2 separate regions of the Homo sapiens genome follow, and region 2 is linked to region 1. The links are chromatin loops, found by intact Hi-C in ENCODE. Cell type or tissue: endothelial cell of umbilical vein. All regions are shown on one strand. Each heading gives the region's core, and the rest is flanking DNA. Links, peaks and the distances in the headings are about the cores only.

Region 1 (2,926 bases), core at 239-2,738:
AGTGAGTTTTCACAAGATCTAATGGTTTTATAAGGGGCTCTTCCCCCTACACGCTCTCTCTCTCTCCTGCTGTTTTGTGAAGAAGGTTCCTCGCTTCCCCTTCCGCCATGATGGTAAGTTTCCTAAGGCCTCCTCAGCCATGCAGAACCGTGAGTGAATTATAAACCCCTTCTTATTTTATAAATTACGCAGTCTCAGGTGTTCTTTATAGCAGTGTAAAAAGAGTCTAATACACTCAGATATTTAAAAAAGAGTGTGGCCCCCAGCTGATCAATGGGTTATTTGAAATAGATTTCAGTTATTTCCTATTTTTCTTTTCAATAAGAAATTGTGACACATTTTGTCATAGTTCCTGGAGTTCCACTTGCCAGACTGCCACACAATTGCTGAATAACATCTACATGCAACATGAGTTACAATACAGGAGAGAGACCCTGAGCTTAGGGAACTCAAATCTTGTATTATGAACAATAAGCATGCCGGCCCTTTACTCCAAATGGAAATAATCTTTCTATCTCCCAAGGCTGTTCCTATACAAACATCTGTGTAAAGATAATTCAGAATAGTCAGTCAGTGCCTCTGCTCACAAGATGCTAAAAAACATGAGGCAACCTTATTGTGTCCCAACAAAATTCACTCCTCACTTTTACATCATCTTAACTTCTGGTGAATTTTTTCATGAGTACACCATTTCCCAATTCCATCAGCCACTTTGATTAATTTGACTCACAAAGCCTCAAACCAAATCCATTCCATTTGTCCCATGCAACATTTAATTAACACTGCTATCACAGGATGAGAGCAACTAGCAGTACTGACCTCAACCAGGCCCCTAGAGTTCTGGACTCAAATAGCTTCACAGATGTCACAAATGCTTAAGGTCTACCTTAGAAAGTGTTTTAGACTGCTAGGGCTGCCATAACAAAGTAACCACATATTAGGTTGGCTTCAACAAGAGGAATATATTTTTCTCACAGTTCTGGAGGCTGAAAGTTGAAGATCAAAGTGTCAGCAGGTTTTGTTTCTCCTGGGGCCTCACTTCTTTTCTCGAAGATGGCTGTTTTCTTACTGTATCTTCACATAGTCTTTCCTCTATGTTCATGAAGCCTTTGTGTTTCTTCTTCTTCTTATAAGGACACCAGTCATACAGGATCAGGACCACACACTAATAACATCATTTTAACTTAAGTTCAAGATCAAAGTGTCAAAATGGTTAGTTTCTTCTGAGAACTTTTCTCCTTAGCTTACAGATGGCTGTCTTCACATGGTCTTTCTTCTGCATGTGTTTGTGTCCTGATCTCCTTGATTTATACAGACCACAGTCATATTGCCTTAAGGTGCACCATAATGATCTTATTTAACCTCTTTAGAGACCTCATCTCCAAATACAGTTACATCCTGAGGTACTAGGGGTTAGGACTTCAACATATGGATTTTAGGGAAACATAATTCATCCCAAAATAGAAAATGAGGTGGCTTTCTGTTTAACTTTCTGTATTGGCCTTTCCACTTGGTGACTGTAGAGTCCACAATGGCATGTAAGGATAATTCTATCATCTGTAACAATCCTGGACAGTGAGAGGAGGCTAAACTGCATGGCTTCCAGGGCTTTAGCTAAAGTTAGGGACAAATTTCTCACAATGCTTTCCTAAATGAATGATTTGTATCACAGGGATGACTGCCAACAGGGGCCATGTAATTAATGACTCAGTGATTCATCCAGGAAGCTCCCCAGAGTAAGCAACAGCAGCTTCATATTGGAAAGAACTCCATGTCATCTGATAACTATGTGATCTACTGATGGTATTCCTTAAAATCTAGATAGTCTCAGATGACTGCCTCAGAGGAACAAGTAGCTGTGTTTTCAGGAGGGAAGCAAATGAATGCCTAGAATCCACACAAAATGTTCAGTCCCAGAGACACATATGGTGACTCTACAAAGAAAAGGTTGTTTGCAATAATTGAGCCCTCAGTTGGGGTAGCACATGTTAATGGTGCTTCCAAATTGTTCTCATATCCACATGATGGATCTTAGGGTTCCCAGTTCAGTTCAAAAACTGAGTTGAGTCCTTTGGTTTTGGAGACAGTGAGTGAGGGAAGTAAGTCCAAGCAGTTGTCTTGCCTTATACCATAGCTGGGTGGGATTTGTGTGCTCCATGGAACAAGCAGCAGCTCCAGGAGTGGAGCTGATACAGACATCTGGAGGTGGTGACGGATGTTTTGCATGGAAGATGCAGGAGCTTGGGCCATCCTCTGTTATTTCCAATAAATTTCTTAGTAATATTAAGGGGAATGATTGTCAAATTGTACTCAAAGCTGTCTAGCAGAGGACAGAAGATTCACCAGTATGCTAAATTTAATTGCAACAGTTTGGAAAAGCCACCCAAGTCATTTCTCATTCATGAGAAAGGCTATAGGGCTGATTCCAAAAGAAAAAAGATGATTAATATCCTTCCCTTTCCAGTATTTTCTGTGGTCTGAGTAATTTCTTTCCCATGCCAAAGTCATTGTTTTCCCTTCACTGCCACAAAATTGATGTGTCTCATTCCAGTAGCTATAACTTTACCTTTTTTAAAAAAAACATTTTTTAATCACACCTAGGCCTTTCATCTGTAAAGAGTCTGGTACAAGAAAGGCAACAGTATTTTTTTAAATTTTTTTTTTACTTTAATCAGTTTTATTCATACAAATGTTTACAGTTATAAGTTTAGAACAAGTCACTGATAAAATACAGATTGGATTGTTTTCAGTATTATGCTTTGGGTATATATTATCACAATTCTTTTTCTTATTTTTAATTTAATTTTAGATTTGGAGGTACATGTGCAGATTTGCTTTATGAGTATATTGCATGATGCTGAAGTTTTGGCTTCTAGTAATCCCATCAGCCTAGTAGTGAACAAAGCACCTGATAGGTAGTTTCTCA
Region 2 (2,926 bases), core at 290-2,789, 290 kb after region 1:
ATAAAATTCAAAGGTAAACACAGAACTTCTGAGATTATAGTTGATAAGTTTAGTAACACCTGAGAATAGTTAGTAACACTTGTTCCTGTTTTCTGTCCAAATTTTTAAATACTCAACAGATAAATTTTATTGAGATGTGTCCAGCAGTTATTTTAGCAAATCTGCCTCATTTGACTTAGTCTAAATAGTAATCATTGGGTATTAAAATAGTTCAATCTGAGTAAGCATCTGAAGGTTTGTTCACAGTCCAGCAATTTTGGCAGATTAGAGAATAAAACATAAGTACTATTCTTTCAGAGACTGTGACCCACACAATTAAAAAATTCTAATTTTACCAGTCTGGCCTCTTCCATATCCTGCTGATTATATAGTGAAACTACTACTGCTCTATTTGCCCATGAACTTGAAGATATGGCTATGAAGCATCAAATGAAGTGAAGATTGGCAAATTATCTACCTATTTGAATAGGAATATCAACTATATAATTCAAACCCTCTATTTTCCTAGTTTTAGTCATTTTACTGAATCATTTGATTTAGCTGGCCACTTAGATCAAGTAATTAAATAAATGCTTAAACTATTAAGAACCTACTTGTGGACATCAAAACTTAAAACCATTCCCTGTTTCAAAAAATACTTGCTGCTGCTTACGTTACTTCTACTTGTATCCTAGGTATAGTCATGGCATCCATCACGTGGGCAATGTCAGCAACTGACTAAGTAGTAGAATACATTCAATGCAATGCCAGCAACTACTAAGTAACTGGGATACATTCATTTATCCAGGTTTAATGTGATGCTTCTGTAAATGTCCCAGAGGATAAAAATTTTTTGAAAAAAGGATTCTTTGTTGCTTCTGAGATATGAGGAAGTGCTCAAATCTTCCTCTTTCAAAATGTCAGAGAGTCCTTATTCCAGACTTGCACGCCTAAATTTTTACCAATGGTGGAAGTTGGTATGATTCTCCTGTGCAACTCAGAATATAGGATTCATATCACAGACCCTCTGGGACCCTGGCTTGTGCAAGCTCCACATAAGCCCTGGATATTCAATAGTATTTTCCTTAGGGAAGGAGAGTGTTATGAAATTGAAAGCACATGAAGCTATTTGGCATCTCCTATTTTTAAAAAATTTAGTATAATTTTAAATAATTTAAATGCAAAATAGAATTTCTAATTTCATTACCTATGCCAAAATTTCTGTGACATTTCATGACACTGTCACTCTAGCATTCTTTCTGTCTCAGTGAAATTGGTGTTTGAGGATTCTTTGCATATTCCTAGCTGAGTTTACTGTCAACCAGAGTCTAATTTGCATATTTCTCTTACAAACTCAAAATAAGTTTTGATCATATTTGAATCATGTAAGCCATTTTCCCCCTTTGAATCATTTTACTTTACAGAAAGTTTCTTGTCTTAAAACAGTTACAGTAATAAATAATAAACATCACAGTAAAATTAACACCTTCATTTTTTCTATTTTTGTCATTGCAGTATTTAACCTTTAGTTTGATTAATTAAAATTCTATCTCTTAGAAGAACATAAGCATAATCAAGAGAAAACCTACAAAATCAGGATTATGTATGTGCAGCTCCTGGCACAATGCTTACCCTTAAGTAAATGTTCAACAGCTAGTAATAATAGTAACACAACTTAAGCAGACTTCTAATTCGTTTACTCCTCAAAGACTATTGAAGAGTAGGTCCTGAGTTTGTCATCCAGTTTGTGGATATGATCCACTTTCTGGCACAGATACAAAGTAAACCACAGTTCTTGGGTCAAGAAGCTTAGTGTATAGTGAGAGAGACAGAAGGTTTGTGCAAAGTGCTATTTGTGCACTTTGTGTGTTGGGTAATAGAGGAAATGACTAACTATGGGATGTTGAAGCCAGAAAATAGTTCACAAAGCAAGGGACTTTTGAGCTTTAGAGATTCTGTGGGAGTTTTTCCAATAAATATAATTACTTAGTAGAGAGGGCTTTTGGGGGAATTAAAGATAACTGAATTATTGCTCTTTTGCCAGCAACATTGGGCACAAGATTTTCTGATATCCCAGGAATGAGACCCACCTCCTCCCTATCACCCCATCTTCAGCTGAAGGCAATAACAGCCACCCCATGACCTCCAAACTCAGTGCTCTGTGGCTTCTGAAATGAATTTCATCATGCTTCCAATACCAGTCCAATACCAGCTCCCTTGTATCACCCTCAGAAATCCAAGCTTCCCAGTTCACCTAATTTCACAGGTATTTATCACCACCCTGCTTTCAGCGTCACCAATCTGATCACATCTCCCACATTCTTGGTCATCCAAGTCCTTCCACCAAAGCTTGTTTCCAGTTATCAGAAAATTCCTCTACTTCCTTAATCTTTTTATTGAACATTTCCTTCAGATTCTTGTTGAAATTAACCTGACTCCAGCAAACCCTGCTTTCCCTAGAGCCCTTCAAGTGGAAAATGTCTTTATTTTTTCTTCTTTTTCCCCCCTGAGATGGAGTTTCACTCTGTTGCCCAGGCTGGAATGCAGTGGAGCCATCTCAGCTCACTGCAACCTCCGCCTCCTGGGTTAAAGCGATTCTCCTGCCTCAGCCTCCCGAGTAGCTGGGAATTACAGGTGCATGTCACCATGCCTGGCTAATTTTTTGTATTTTTAGTAGAGACGGGGTTTCACCATGTTGGCCAGGCTGGTCTCGAACTCCTGACCTCGTGATCCACCCACCTCGGCCTCCCAAAGTGCTGGGATTACAGGCGTGAGCCACCACACCCAGCCTATTATTTTCCTCTTATATGCTACATACTACATACGCTTAGAGCTTGAGGTAGCGTCCTCTCTGCTCCCTGTTGCTACTTCCAAACTGTCACTCCTATTTCACACTTCAAAACTCTGTCTTTTGAAACACACGTTATCATTCTTTGCCACTATGGAT

What was found. A loop is a pair of places that touch in the nucleus more often than their neighbours do. Peaks named below come from ENCODE experiments on the same cell type or tissue, not always from the same donor. Only the 100,000 strongest peaks of a DNase experiment are listed, where the experiment ranks them.
Region 2: a loop joins it to region 1, with 3 times the contacts of the local background. A loop is called at or near these places in 35 of 110 quality-filtered maps.

What each region holds. Positions count from the first base shown.
Region 1 is chr4:114,076,617-114,079,542 of GRCh38, reverse strand. No RefSeq gene overlaps it. Among named protein-coding and RNA genes, the nearest start is that of ARSJ, 98 kb to the right of the region's middle. In endothelial cell of umbilical vein, for the core only: no CTCF peak of the experiment used is centred there; DNase peaks (open chromatin) are centred at 1,702 and 2,462; H3K27ac peaks cover 1,162 bases.
Region 2 is chr4:113,783,922-113,786,847 of GRCh38, reverse strand. No RefSeq gene overlaps it. Among named protein-coding and RNA genes, the nearest start is that of CAMK2D, 24 kb to the right of the region's middle. In endothelial cell of umbilical vein, for the core only: no CTCF peak of the experiment used is centred there; a DNase peak (open chromatin) is centred at 1,747; H3K27ac peaks cover 362 bases.